Regions from separate parts of the Homo sapiens genome. Here region 1 is linked to region 2. Evidence: read pairs that join two places in POLR2A ChIA-PET (ENCODE). Cell type or tissue: K562. All regions are shown on one strand. Each heading gives the region's core, and the rest is flanking DNA. Links, peaks and the distances in the headings are about the cores only.

What was found. ChIA-PET counts read pairs that join two places held together with the same protein. Peaks named below come from ENCODE experiments on the same cell type or tissue, not always from the same donor. Only the 100,000 strongest peaks of a DNase experiment are listed, where the experiment ranks them.
Region 1: POLR2A ChIA-PET joins it to region 2 with 6 read pairs; 1 of 35 experiments calls an interaction of 5 or more read pairs at or near these places.

What each region holds. Positions count from the first base shown.
Region 1 is chr10:102,133,822-102,140,829 of GRCh38, forward strand. PPRC1 (PPARG related coactivator 1) reads left to right here. Exons shown (of 14, transcript NM_015062.5): 2 at 4,029-4,217; 3 at 4,798-4,944; 4 at 5,058-5,159; 5 at 5,279-7,008. Among named protein-coding and RNA genes, the nearest start is that of PPRC1, 4.3 kb to the left of the region's middle. RefSeq lists an enhancer at 4,417-5,616. In K562, for the core only: no CTCF peak of the experiment used is centred there; a DNase peak (open chromatin) is centred at 3,053.
Region 2 is chr10:102,537,467-102,544,474 of GRCh38, forward strand. All of the region lies in intron 2 of SUFU (SUFU negative regulator of hedgehog signaling), which reads left to right. Among named protein-coding and RNA genes, the nearest start is that of SUFU, 37 kb to the left of the region's middle. In K562, for the core only: a CTCF peak has its summit at 2,764; a DNase peak (open chromatin) is centred at 2,775.

The DNA of each region.
Region 1 (7,008 bases), core at 1,934-4,433, 400 kb before region 2:
AGGCCCGGGCCGGGAAGGAAGGTAAGGGCTGCTAGAGTCAACTTTGTTCAGAGCCTTGGAGGTTTTTTTTTTCCCTGCTGCTTGGGTCCGCAACGTCTCTCCACTGCGGATGGTGAAGGACTCTCCAGATGTTGCGGGAGTTTGTTCCCTGCGGATGGCTGAGTGTGATGGGGAGGGTAGAGGGCTGAGGCTGAAGGGTTGTGGAGGAGTGAGTTTGTGGCGCTTCCGTCTGACCGGCTTGGGGTGGGTTGTGAGTCACGGGCATTGGCGTTTTGGTTGCCTTGCAGTCTTGCCTTATTAGTGATTCAAGGGGTATGGGGAGTGTCAACATACACCTGGGACAAGGTTAAGAAAGGGAAAGGGAATCCTCTCCTCACTTTTTCCTCCAGCATCTCTTTTGGGAAGGCATGCTCCTGTAATCTGACACGCAGAAACTGGGGTGGTCCGTACTTAAGGCTCTTCGGATTTTTTGCTGGGGATGGGAAAAGTTGGAGGCGGTTTGAGAACTGTTCAACATGTTCAACAGTTGAACATACACTGGATGAGGAGGATTCTGTTAGATATTTTTTTCTTGGCCTTCAAAAAGTGTTATTGTTCTACTCTACAGTGGAGGGCTTCTTAAAAGTTTCCACCCAGGGTAGAAGGGGCAGGAATTAGTTTGAACTGTTACCTCTCTTAAACAATTAAGCTGAGTCCTTGACAGCATTTTTTGTGTGTTACTAGGTGGGAGTTGGGCTGCAGGCTGCCTGGTAATATCAGGTCCGGCAGACCAATCCAGGCCCTTGCCCAGGGGAGAATGGTTTCTGGGGCAAGAATTTGGGAGCGCTGATCCCTTCTCCCCTACTTTCTCAGAGGTCACATCTTTTGGGGCTGGTGCTGCCTACCTACCAGAGCCCCAGGGTCTAGGCCAGAATCTCAAGGCAATGCCCAGCTCTCTATGAACCATTCATCTTCACCTCCATCAGGTGTCCAGTCAGAGACACACCCTCACACCTGACCTCACCCATCACTGAATTCCCAAATAGCACAGGGAGAGTCAGGAAGGATCCAAGATCCAGCTATAATAGTTAAGTAGTAATTTGGGATTGGAGAGGATCTCATGGAGAGATTGTCATTCCCTTCCCCCGAAAACCAAAGATGGGTATATGTGAGCTGGTCAGTCAGCCAGTTATTTATTGAAATACCATTATGTTTAGGCACAGGGGACAAACTGGTAAACCACATAAACATGGTCTTTATCCCTCAGGATCTATGTTTTAATCAGGATAGACCGATGATAAATAATAATGAATGAGACAAAAGTGCAGGATATTTGGGATTATGTAATTGGCAGTAGTGATCTACTTTGCAGAGTCTGAGACGGGACATTTAAAGCTGAGATGTTAAAACTGTGGAAAACCTTTAATCAGGGAAAAGTGAAGCCCTCAAGGAGGAAGAGAGCATGGCTTATTGGAGAAACCGAGACCTGTACTACAGAGTAGTGGGAGAGGACACGCTGGAGCAGAGGTCTGGTGGGGAAGACAGGACTTTTGTAAGCTATATATATATATATTTTGTTGTTTTGTTGTTGTTTTTGAAATGGAGTCTTGCTTTGTCACCCAGGTTGGAGTGCAGTGGTGTGATCTTGGCTCACTGCAACCTCCATCTCCTGGGTTCATGCAATTCCCCTGCCTCAGACTCCTGAGTAGCAGGGATTACAGGCAAGCACCACCACACATGGCTAATTTTTGTATTTTTAGTAGAGACAGGGTTTCACCATATTGGTCAGGCTGGTCTTGAACTCCTGACCTCAAGTGATCCACCCACCTCAGCCTCCCAAAGTGCTGGGATTACAGGCGTGAGCCACCACACCCGGCCTGTAAGCTATATTAAAGAGTTTAAACCTAATGCTAAGAGCAGTAAAATGCCATTGAAGGGATTTAGGGAGGGTCTCAGGCAGTGATCAGATACATATTTAAAAAGTTTCTGACTGTTTTTGAACCCTGGAGGGAGCAGGTTTGGTGGGTGAAAGCTACTTGGGAGGTTTTTGAAGTTAGAGGTGCTGATGGCTGGCTTACTTTCAGCCTGGGCTTAGCACTCGGATGATCTTGGTACTCTGGGAGCTGTGCTGTTTGGGAATTGAGTGATGGGTGAGGTCAGGTGTGAGGGTGTGTCTCTGACTGGACACCTGATGGAGGTGAAGATGAGTGGTTCATAGAGAGCTGGGCATTGTCTTGAGATTCCAGCTTAGTCGCTGGGGCTCTGGTAGGTAGGTGGTGGCAGAGCAAATGGAGTTGCAGCCTCTTGGCTCACCCTGGAGTGTTTGCAGAGCCAGGTGCTATTCAGCTGCTGGTTTGTAATTATAGGATTGTGAAGGCCTGGGAGGAGTTAGTGCCTAAAACCTACCACTTTTTGCTTATTCTCTGGGCCTGGCCTCCTAACGCGTCCTTAACCAGCCTTTCCTTTTCCTGGGCGTTGGTACTCAGCTCTGTTAGGAGGGTATATATTGCCGGGGTGTGGGGGGTGGGGGTGTGGAAGACACCTGTTGCTTTTTTCTTTTGGAAGTGGTGCGGAATTTCACTTTGTTGCAGAAGAGGAAAGGGAAGGTCTGGCCTGTCTGTATGTGATCCTGTTCTCAGGCCTTTTTACTTCATGTTTCCTATGCGGTAGTTTCCCCTTATCCACAGTTTCTGTTAACCTGCTGTCAACTGGGGTCTAAAAATACATGAGTACAGTACAGTGAGATATTCTGAGAGCCAGAGAGCCCACATTCGCATAACTTTTATTATAGTATATTGTTTTAATCTATTTTATTATTAATTTCTTATTGTGCTTAATTTATAAGTTAAACTTCATCGTTGGTATGTATTGTTTGTATCAATACATACCAATGTATTGGTAGTATCTGTGGTTTCAGGCATCTACTGGGGATCTTGGAATGTATCCCTCTAGGATAAGGGGGGACTACTGTAGTGGAGATCCCCCTGGCTCTGGCCTCACCACTACCATTCTGGTCCCTTCCGGCCCTGCCCACACCCACACTCTTGACAGGTCTGGGCGGGCTGCTTGATGCCTGACACGAGAGGCCGTAAATGCTGCTAGTTCTTAGAGGAGTGTGGGGCGGGGCCTTTCCATCTAGGGAATCAAGCTTTCTCTTCACTTGCTCTCATCTGGTAGGAGTGGAGAAGAGGCCCTTCCCTTGGAATTACCATTGAGAGGTTGAGTGTCTCACTGTTGGGCCTTCAAAATAAGTGTCGGCCGGGCGTGGCGGCTCACGCCTGTAATCACAGCACTTTCAGAGGCTGAGTCGGGCGGATTACTTGAGATTTGGAGTTTGAGACCAGCCTGGCCAATAAGGTGAAACCCTGTCTCTACTAAAAATACAAAAATTAGCTGGGCGTGGTGGTGGGCGCCTATAATCCCAGCTGCTCCGGAGGCTGAGGCAGGAGAATCGCTTGAACCCAGGAGACCGAACCCATGAGTGTCATGGGGATGGGGGTAGGGGGTGGGGTGTGATTACCAGAAAAGTTAATGCTGCAGAAAAGTCTGTGATTTTAGAGTTGTGAGGAGAGATCACCGTGGGCTGGGGAAGCTGGGGTGTCTTCTTGAAGAAGGTAGGATTTGCACTAAGCAGAGAACTAAATGGGATTTGAGGTAGGTGAGGTTGTTGGAGCTGAAGCTGTCTCCTTGCTGACCTCTTTTGCTTTGGTGTGCCCCTCAGACTGTTATCTTCACTGCTGCCAGTAGATGATTCTGAACAATCTTGATTTTCCTGATGTTTTTACTCCCGGGTTTTAATCTGTGACTCTAGCTGTTTCTGGTTGGAGCCCAAACATTTTTCTGCCCCAGAAGGTCCCTGAAAACTGCCATCCTTATTGGGGTTTTTGCTCATAGGTTGTGCTTCTCTCTGCTCTGCTAGCCCAGAAGTTTGGCGACAGTGTTGCTGCTGCTGAGTTTGGCCCCAGCAGTGGAGGGTACCTGATTTATGGAGCATATTATCAGCTGCTGCCAGAGAGCTCATACCCTTCTCACCTTCTTCTCTGCTCCAGGTGCTGCTGCATGAGGAGGCGGGTGATTCTGGCTTTGTCAGTCTCTCTCGGCTGGGCCCATCTCTGAGGGACAAGGACCTGGAAATGGAGGAGCTAATGCTGCAGGATGAGACACTGCTGGGGACCATGCAGAGCTACATGGATGCCTCCCTTATCTCCCTCATTGAGGATTTTGGGAGCCTTGGAGAGGTGAGCTGGGGCTGGACTCTGAAATCTTCAAGCAGGAGGTTTACATGGGAGGTTCTAGCTCAAATTCTTGGCATGGCTCTGCTCTCCCAGGACCTTAGCTTCTTCCTGGGTGCCCAACCTGAATCCTTGAAGTGTATTTTTTGTCTCTAAGTGGGAATTAGGCTGCAGGCTGCCAGATTATGTCCCATGTAAGAATTCCTTTCCTAGCTTAGACTATAGTCCAAGGCCTTTCCCACTGTCTGGGCCCCTGAACTACATGTCCAGAGGATTCTGATCTCTGTTTTTCAGCTCATTTCTAGCCTAGCCGATGGTTGTCTGCTGAGCATCCCACATCTTATCTGAGGGTAGGGGAATGTGTGAAACCCAAGCTTGAGTCAAGTCTGACAGGTCTCTGTTGACACCAAGAGCTGGTGGATGGTAGCTGAGATTGGAATCCATGCCTTCTGGTATTCAGATCCTTCTCGCTGCCCCATTAGCTGAGTTGAACCTGGGAGACTGATTCTCTCGATATCCAGTCCTTAGTGGCATAGTAGGTCATTAGGGATGTTGGTAGGACCTTCTGGTTGTTTTTCTGGAGCAGAGCAGGTTATCTCTGGAGGACCAGAATGAAGTGTCGCTGCTCACGGCTCTGACGGAGATCTTGGACAATGCAGATTCTGAGAACCTTTCTCCATTTGACAGCATTCCTGATTCGGAGCTGCTTGTGTCACCCCGGGAGGGCTCCTCTGTGAGTGTGGGACCAGGGGAAGGGGATTAGTACAAAGTTTAGACCCATGCCTGTGGACCTACTCATATAGCTCTGAAGCATAGACTGATCTCAGGTCTTTCTTTCCCTCTTAGCTGCACAAGCTGCTTACTCTCTCTCGGACACCCCCAGAACGTGACCTCATCACCCCAGTTGACCCACTGGGGCCCAGTACAGGCAGCAGTAGAGGGAGTGGGGTAAGCCTGACCTAGAGGGTTTCAGAAACTCCCAGGTGGGAGGAGGAGTGTGTGGGGACAGGTCTGGAAAATACTTTCCCAAAGAAAACTCCTCCTGAGACCTCTCTTCTCTCCTGCAGGTTGAAATGTCTCTTCCAGATCCCTCTTGGGACTTCTCCCCACCCTCTTTCTTAGAGACCTCTTCCCCCAAGCTTCCTAGCTGGAGACCCCCAAGATCAAGACCACGCTGGGGCCAATCCCCACCTCCCCAGCAGCGCAGTGATGGAGAAGAAGAGGAGGAGGTGGCCAGCTTCAGTGGCCAGATTCTTGCCGGGGAGCTTGACAACTGTGTGAGCAGTATCCCGGACTTCCCCATGCATTTGGCCTGCCCTGAGGAGGAAGATAAAGCAACAGCAGCAGAGATGGCAGTGCCAGCAGCTGGTGATGAGAGCATCTCCTCCCTGAGTGAGCTGGTGCGGGCCATGCACCCATACTGCCTGCCCAACCTCACCCACCTGGCATCACTTGAGGATGAGCTTCAGGAGCAGCCAGATGATTTGACACTGCCTGAGGGCTGCGTAGTGCTGGAGATTGTGGGGCAGGCAGCCACAGCTGGCGATGACCTGGAGATCCCAGTTGTGGTGCGACAGGTCTCTCCTGGACCCCGGCCTGTGCTCCTGGATGACTCGCTAGAGACTAGTTCTGCCTTGCAGCTGCTTATGCCTACACTGGAGTCAGAGACAGAGGCTGCTGTGCCCAAGGTAACCCTCTGCTCTGAGAAAGAGGGGTTGTCATTGAACTCAGAGGAGAAGCTGGACTCAGCCTGCTTATTGAAGCCCAGGGAGGTCGTGGAGCCGGTGGTGCCCAAGGAGCCTCAGAACCCACCTGCCAATGCAGCACCAGGTTCCCAGAGAGCTCGAAAGGGCAGGAAGAAGAAGAGCAAGGAGCAGCCAGCAGCCTGTGTGGAAGGCTATGCCAGGAGGCTGAGGTCATCTTCTCGCGGGCAGTCTACTGTAGGTACAGAAGTGACCTCTCAGGTAGACAACTTGCAGAAACAGCCTCAGGAAGAACTTCAAAAAGAGTCTGGGCCTCTCCAGGGTAAGGGGAAGCCCCGGGCTTGGGCTCGGGCCTGGGCAGCTGCCTTGGAGAATTCTAGCCCTAAGAACTTGGAGAGAAGTGCTGGACAAAGTAGTCCTGCTAAAGAAGGCCCTCTAGACCTCTACCCAAAGCTGGCTGACACTATCCAAACCAATCCTATACCAACCCATCTCTCATTGGTCGACTCTGCCCAAGCCAGCCCCATGCCAGTTGACTCTGTTGAAGCTGATCCCACTGCAGTTGGCCCTGTTCTAGCTGGCCCTGTACCTGTTGACCCTGGGTTGGTTGACCTTGCTTCAACCAGCTCAGAACTGGTTGAGCCTCTCCCGGCTGAGCCAGTGCTGATCAACCCAGTCCTGGCTGACTCAGCAGCAGTTGACCCTGCAGTGGTTCCCATCTCAGATAACTTGCCACCAGTTGATGCTGTCCCGTCTGGCCCAGCACCAGTTGATCTAGCACTGGTTGACCCTGTTCCTAATGACCTGACTCCAGTTGACCCAGTGCTAGTTAAGTCCAGACCAACTGATCCCAGACGTGGTGCAGTGTCATCAGCCCTGGGGGGTTCAGCACCCCAGCTCCTCGTGGAGTCAGAGTCCTTGGACCCACCAAAGACCATCATCCCTGAAGTCAAAGAGGTTGTGGATTCTCTGAAAATTGAAAGTGGTACCAGTGCTACAACCCATGAAGCCAGACCTCGGCCTCTCAGCTTATCTGAGTACCGGCGACGAAGGCAGCAACGCCAAGCAGAAACAGAAGAGAGAAGTCCACAGCC
Region 2 (7,008 bases), core at 1,775-4,274:
TTCAGTGGAATTAAGTACATTTACCTTGTTGTGCAACCATAACCACCTTCCACTTTCAGAAACACTCTGTACCCCTTAAACAATAACTCCCCCTTCTCACTTCCTCCAAACCCTGGCAACCACCATCTTATTTCTGTCTCTATGAATGTGACTACTCTGGGTACTTCATATAAGTGGAATCATATGACATTTGTCCCTTTGTGCCTGGCTTATTTCACTTAGCATAATGTCTTCAGGGTTCATCCATGTTGTAGCAGATGTCAGAATTTTCTTCCTTTTTAAAGGCTAATATTCCATTATATGTGTATACCAATTTGGCTTGTCCATCCATCTATTGACTGACTCTTGGGTTGCTTCTACCTTTTGACTATTGCTAATAATGCTACTCTGAACATCAGTATACAAATTTCTATTCAAGACCCTGCTTTCAGTTCTTTTGGATATATACCTGGAAGTAGAATTGCTGGATCATGTGGCAATTCTATGTTTAATTTTTGAGGAACCGCCATACTGTTTTCCATAGCAGCTGTATCATCTTACATTTCCACCAGCAATGTGTAAGGGTCCTAATTTCATGACCATTGTGAAAGGAGTTTATTTTTATGCTATAGTGAATAATAGGTGAACAGAAAACATTAGAGGCTATAGAGTGGGGTTCTGATGTAAAGTTCCTGTTCCTCTTTACCAGTAAGAGGTGGAAAGAGAACCCCTCACCTCTCAAAGATTAGTCCCTCTGCTTTCAGAACCATTGTTTTTAGTGACTTGTAATGTCCTACCACATAATGTGCCAGAACTCATATAATACCGCTACTTGTAGAACAGTTAGATTGTTTCTAGATTTTTTATTCTTATAAATACTACTGAATATACTTATGCAAGAGGCTTTTTTTTTTCCAAATGTAAGATTATTCCCTTAGGTAAATTAGCAGAACTGGAAACTGCTACTGTAAGTAATCACTGACACTAAGATCTACTGTGTTCCAGGTGCTGTTCTAAGTGTTTTCTATATTATATGTTAACTCATTTTAGTAGCTACCATATGGAAACTACAATTATCTTCGTTTTTGAAAAAAGACTTTTTTAGAGCCGTTTTAGGTTCTCAGCAAAATTGAGCAGAAAGTACAGAGAGCTACCACACACCCTCTGCTTACCACACGCATGCATGCACACACACACATGTATGCAGCCTCTCCCGCTGTCAACATCCTTACCCAGATTGGTACATTTGTTACAGTCAGTGAACCTACGTTGACACATCATCACCACCCAAAGTTCATAGTTTACATTAGAAGTGAGAAGGTATATAAGTGAAATGTAGATAAGAAGAGAAGTAAACTCTTCTTATCTACATTTTACAGATGAAGAAACTGAGGTACAGAGAGGCTAAGTGATTTGCCAAGGGTCACACAGCCAGGAAGGGTGGCAGAGCTAGGATTTGGGCATAGGCAGCCTGGCTTCAGAGACTGTGCTCTGGCACTGCTGACATTTTGGTGGCTCTTGATGCATATTCAGTGCTTTTTAAGTGTGGCAGTGTTTTGCTTTGTGCGGGTCAGACAGTGGACACTTCAGGATCGGTTGACCAACTGTCCCCATTTGCCTGGGCTTTTCCTGGTATGTGGGGCTTTCAGTTCTAAAGCCAGAAAAGTCCTGGGCAAACAAGACAAGTTGGTCACCCTGCTTCAGTGACTCCAGAGTCTTTTTTAGTAACTTAATTGTCACATCTCTTAGATGCCTTCAAATGTTTCCTCAATCTTTCTGTTTTTCATGACCTTTTGAAGAGTACAGGTCAGTTATTTTATAGAATGTCCTTCAATTTGGATTTATCTGATGTTTCCTCATGCGTAGGATCAGTGTATGTATTTCTCCATAGGAATATCACAGACATGTTGTGCCCTTCTTAGTGATCATATCAGGAGGCACTTGATGTTGATTTGTCTAATTACTGTTGATGATGTCTAATTACTTTGATTGTTTGGTTAAGGTGGTGTCTGCTAGGTTTCTCTTCTGTATAGTTACTGCTTTTCCATTAATAATTAATAAGTAACTTGTGGGAAGGCATTTTGAGGCTATGTCAGTATCTTGTTTCTCATCAGATTTTTTACCCACTATTTTTACCACCCGTTGATGATTCTTGCCTGAATTATTATTACAATAGTTGTCAAATGGTGACTTCTCATTTGATAATTGTTTCTACATTCATTCATTGATATTGAGATTTTACTGTAAGGAAGAGTCTTCTCCATATTTACTTACTTATTCATTTATTTATATCAATGTATTAGGGCTCTCTAGGAAAAACAATTGGAGATGCACATCCACATATCTATATATTATCTATACACATAATATAAATACAAATCTATAAAGAGATTTAGGAGAAAGAATTAGCTCATGCGATTACAGATGCTGGCAAGTCCAAAATCTTTAGAGCCAGTGTCACTAGGTCCATTACAATCAGTGTGGACTCATAGATTTTTATTTTAATTAATAGATTATAATTTGTTAGGATGCTTTAATTTAATGCTCAGATTGTTGTTGATTTGGCCAGTGAGAACCTTGAGTTTGGCTTCTCTCTACTTTTGGCATGTTCCCATCATTCTCTGAACCACTTCCTTACTTTCTGGCACAGTAGGAAATTTCAGAATCATTTTGTACTTTGCCAGCCCAGGAATCAGCCATTTATCCAGGAAGCCCTGGTTTTATTTAGTGGAGAATGGTATATAGAAGCCATGATCCGGAGGCTAGGTATTATCATTGCTCTTGGAGTGTCACTGCTCCCAGTGGCCAGAACTAGGAAACACACATGCACATATACACATACCACTCTATTTCCATATTGGTTTCTCTCTTAAATACCATGAATTCATACTGATACCTCCAATTCTAAAGCTATACCTATGGGGGCCTGGTGCAGTGACTCATGCCTGTAATCCCAGCACTTTGGGAGGCCCAAGTGGGTGGATCACTTGAGGTCAGTAGTTCAAGACCAGCCTGGCCAACATGGTGAAACCCCGTCTCTACCAAAAATACAAAAATTAGCCAGGTGTGTTGGTGCACACCTGTAGTCCCAGCTGCTCAGGAGGCTGAGGCAGGAGAATCACTTGAACCTGGGAGGCAGAAGTTGCAGTGAGCCAAGATCACACCACTGCACTCCAGCCTGGGCAACAGAGCAAGACTCTGTCTCAAAAAATAATAACTAACTAACTAAATAAATACTATACCCGTGGCATTCATTCCTGCCTGCCTTTAAAATATATATATATATATATTTCAGACCAGGCACAGTGGCTCACACCTACAATCCTAGCGCTCTGGGAGGCCAAGGTGGGTGGATCACTTGAGGTCAGGAGCTCGAGACCAGCCTGGCCAACATGGTGAAACCCTGTCTCTACTAAAAATACAAAAATTAGCTGGCCGTGATGGTGTGCGCCTGTAATCCCAGCTACTCGGGAGGCTGAGGCAGGTGAATCACTTGAACCCGGGAGGCGGAGGTTGCAGTGATCAGAGATCGCGCCATTGCACTCCAGACTGGGTGACAGAGCAAGACTCCATCTCGAAAAAAAAAAGTTACTTGGGTTATATCTTTTCTTCCCCCTTTCAGTGTGGTTATATGGTTGATTTGAAATACTGTTAGGTTCATTAATTTCTGTTTGTATTATATTTTAGCATTTTCTCCCTCCTCATTGATTCTGTTTCATTTATTTTGAGTATGTGAAAGCATTATCACGGATCCAAAACCAAAAGTGAGAACTATACAAAAAGGTATATTCAAATAAATGTTACCCACCTCCACACCCTGCAGTGCTTTCTACCGCCTTCCCACCTACTGTATGTAAGAATCCATCTCATTCATTTTTGGTTTATCCTTCCCACATGGCTTTCTACAGAAATGAGTAGGTAATGTATATTTTCCTACTTTTCTTTCTTTCTTTCTTTCTTTCTTTTTTTTTGAGATGGAGTCTCGCTCTGTCACCCAGGCTGGAGTGCAGTGGTGCGATCTCGGCTCACTGCAACCTCTGCCTTCTGGGTTCAAGCGATTCCCCTGCCTCAGCCTCCCTAGTAGCTGGAACTACAGGCATGTGCCACCACGCCTGGCAAATTTTTGTATTTTTAGTAGAGACGAGGTTTCACCATGTTGGCCAGGCTGGTCTCCAACTCCTGACCTCAGGTGATCTGCCTGCCTCGGCCTCCCAAAGTGCTAGGATTGCAGGCGTGAGCCACCGCGCCCGGCTTTTTTTTTTTTTTTTTTTTTTTTCCTTTTGAGACAGTTTTGCTCTTGGTGCCCAAGCTGGAGTATAATGGTGTGATCTCGGCTCACCGCAACCTCCACCTCCCAGGTTCAAACAATTCTCCTGCCTCAGCTTCCCTAGCAGCTGGGATTGCAGGTGTACACCGCCATGCCCGGCTAATTTTTTTTTTTTTTTTTTTTTTTGAGACAGAGTTTCGCTCTTGTTGCCCAGGCTGGAGGGCAATGATGGTGCGATCTTGGCTCACTGCAACCTCTGCCTCCTGGGTTCAAGCAGTTCTCCTGCCTCAGTCTCCCGAGTAGCTGAGATTACAGGCATGCGCCACCATGCCCGACTAATTTTGTATTTTTGGTAGAGATGGGGTTTCTCCATGTTGGTCAGGCTGGACTTGAACTCCCGACCTCAAGTGATCCACCCACCTTGGCGTTTTTTTTTTTGAGATGGAGTCTCACTCTGTTGCCTGGGCTGGAGTGCAGTGGCGTGATCTCGGCTCACTGCCACCTCTGCCTCCCGGATTCAAGCGATTCTCCTGCCTCAGCCTCCTGAGTAGCTGGGATTACAGGTGCACGCCACCACTCCCAGCTAGTTTTTGTATTTTTAGTAGAGACAGGGTTTCTCCATGTTGGTCAGGCAGGTCTTGAACTCCTGACCTCATGATCCGCCCACCTCGGCCTCCCAAAGTGCTGGGATTACAGATGTGAGCCACTGCGCCCGGCCTATATATATATATATTTTTTTTTAAGTAGAGATGGGGTTTCATCATGTTGGCCAGGCTGGTCTTGAACTCCTGAACTCAGGTGATCCACCTGCTTTGGCCTCCCAAAGTTCTGGGATTACAGATGTCAGCCACCATGCCTGGCTCCTATCTTCCTTTCTTTCTTCCTCAAAAACATACTATAATATCCTTTTGCTCTTTTTTTTTTTTTTTTGAGACTGAGTCTCCCTCTGTCACCCAGGCTGGAGTGCAGTGGCGTAATCACAGCTCACTGTACCTTCTGCTTCCTGGATTCAAGCAATCCTCCTGCCTTAGCCTCCTGAGTAGCTGGGACTACAGGCACGTGCCACCATGCCCAGCTAATTTTTGTACTTTTTGTGGAGGCAAGGCTTCGCCATGTTGCCCAGCCTGGTGTCGAATTCCTGGGCTCAAGCAATCTACCGGCTTTGGCCTCCCAAAGTGCTGGAATTACAGGCATGAACCACCGTGCCCAGCCTCTTTTGCTTTTTTCGCCTAACAGTGTTTATACCAATTTGTAGAGTTCTTCATTCTTTCTTACAGCAGCATTTTCTTACAGCACTTTGAGTCATTCTCCTATAAATGGGCATTTAGGTGATTTCCAGTATTTTGCAATTATAAGTTCTTAGAAGTGGGATTGCTGGATCCAAAGGTATAAACCTATACGTAGTTTTATTAGGTACTGCCTAATTCTCCTCCATATAAGTTGTACTAATTTATATCCATACCGGCAACATATGAGAGTGTCTCTTCCCCCACAACCTCAGCAACAGAATATGATGTCATACTTACTAATTTTTGCCAATCTGATAGGTGAGAATGGTATCTCATTGTTTTCATTTGCATTTCTTTTATTATGTGTGAGGTCAAACATCTTGTCTTATGCTTAAGGGATATCTGTATATCTCGTTTGTGAATTTTTTCTATCAGGTTTTTGAGTTTTTTCCAAATTAAAAAATAAATGAATAAAGCATTTATTGATATAATTAATGTAGCATACAGTTCACCCATTTAAAATGTACGCTTTCATGGTTTTTTGCATATTTATAGTTATGTAACCTTCACTACAATCTAATTTTAGAACTTTTTCTTTACCCTGAAAAGAAACTCCATCCATATTCATTAGCAGTTACTCCCAATTCATCCCCACTACCCCAGTCCTAGGCAACCATTAATCCACTTTCCCCATAGATTTGTCCATTCTGGACATTTGATGTAAGTATAATTTATATTATATATTACGAATTATACAATTTTTCCTGTAATATAAATAAAATCATACAACATATGGTCTTTTGTGACTGGCTTTCTTCACTTAATGTAAGTGATATAATGCTTATAGTGTTCTGAGTACTGTTTCCAAATGTTTAATCCCCAATAACAACTCTATGAAACAGTTACTGTTATTATCCCCATTTTATAGATGAGGAAACTGACACACAGAAGAGGTTAAATAGCTTGCCTCTGGTCACACAGCCATAAGAAGATAGACTTAATTAGGCAAAAATAGATTAATTAGGCACACACTTGTAATTTCAGCTACTCGGGAGGCTGAGGTGAGAGGATCTCTTGAACCCAGGAGGTCATGGCTGTGATGAGCCCTGATTGTGCAGCTATACTCCAGCCTGGGCAGCAGAGTGAGACCCTGTCTCACAAAAAAAAGATGAGCTTTGGAGTTATACAGACTTCAAGTTCTAGCTCTATCACTTGTTCTGTGATTTATGGACTATTACACAAACTCCATCAGTGTTTCTCATTTGTTTGTTAAATGAGTATAACAATGGCTGAGTCCTAGAGTTATAGAGAGTTAAACGATATGACATCAGGTATACCTGAGATGCCAGCTTTTTAAAAATAAATCATATACCATGAAATTCACCCTGTTAAAGTGTGTAATTCATTGGTTTTTAAGTATATTTATAAGGTTACACAACCAGTACATTATCTAATTCCAGAACATTTCCATCTCCCAGGCCAGGCACGGTGGCTGACGCCTATAATCCCAGCACTTTGGGAGGCCGAGACGGG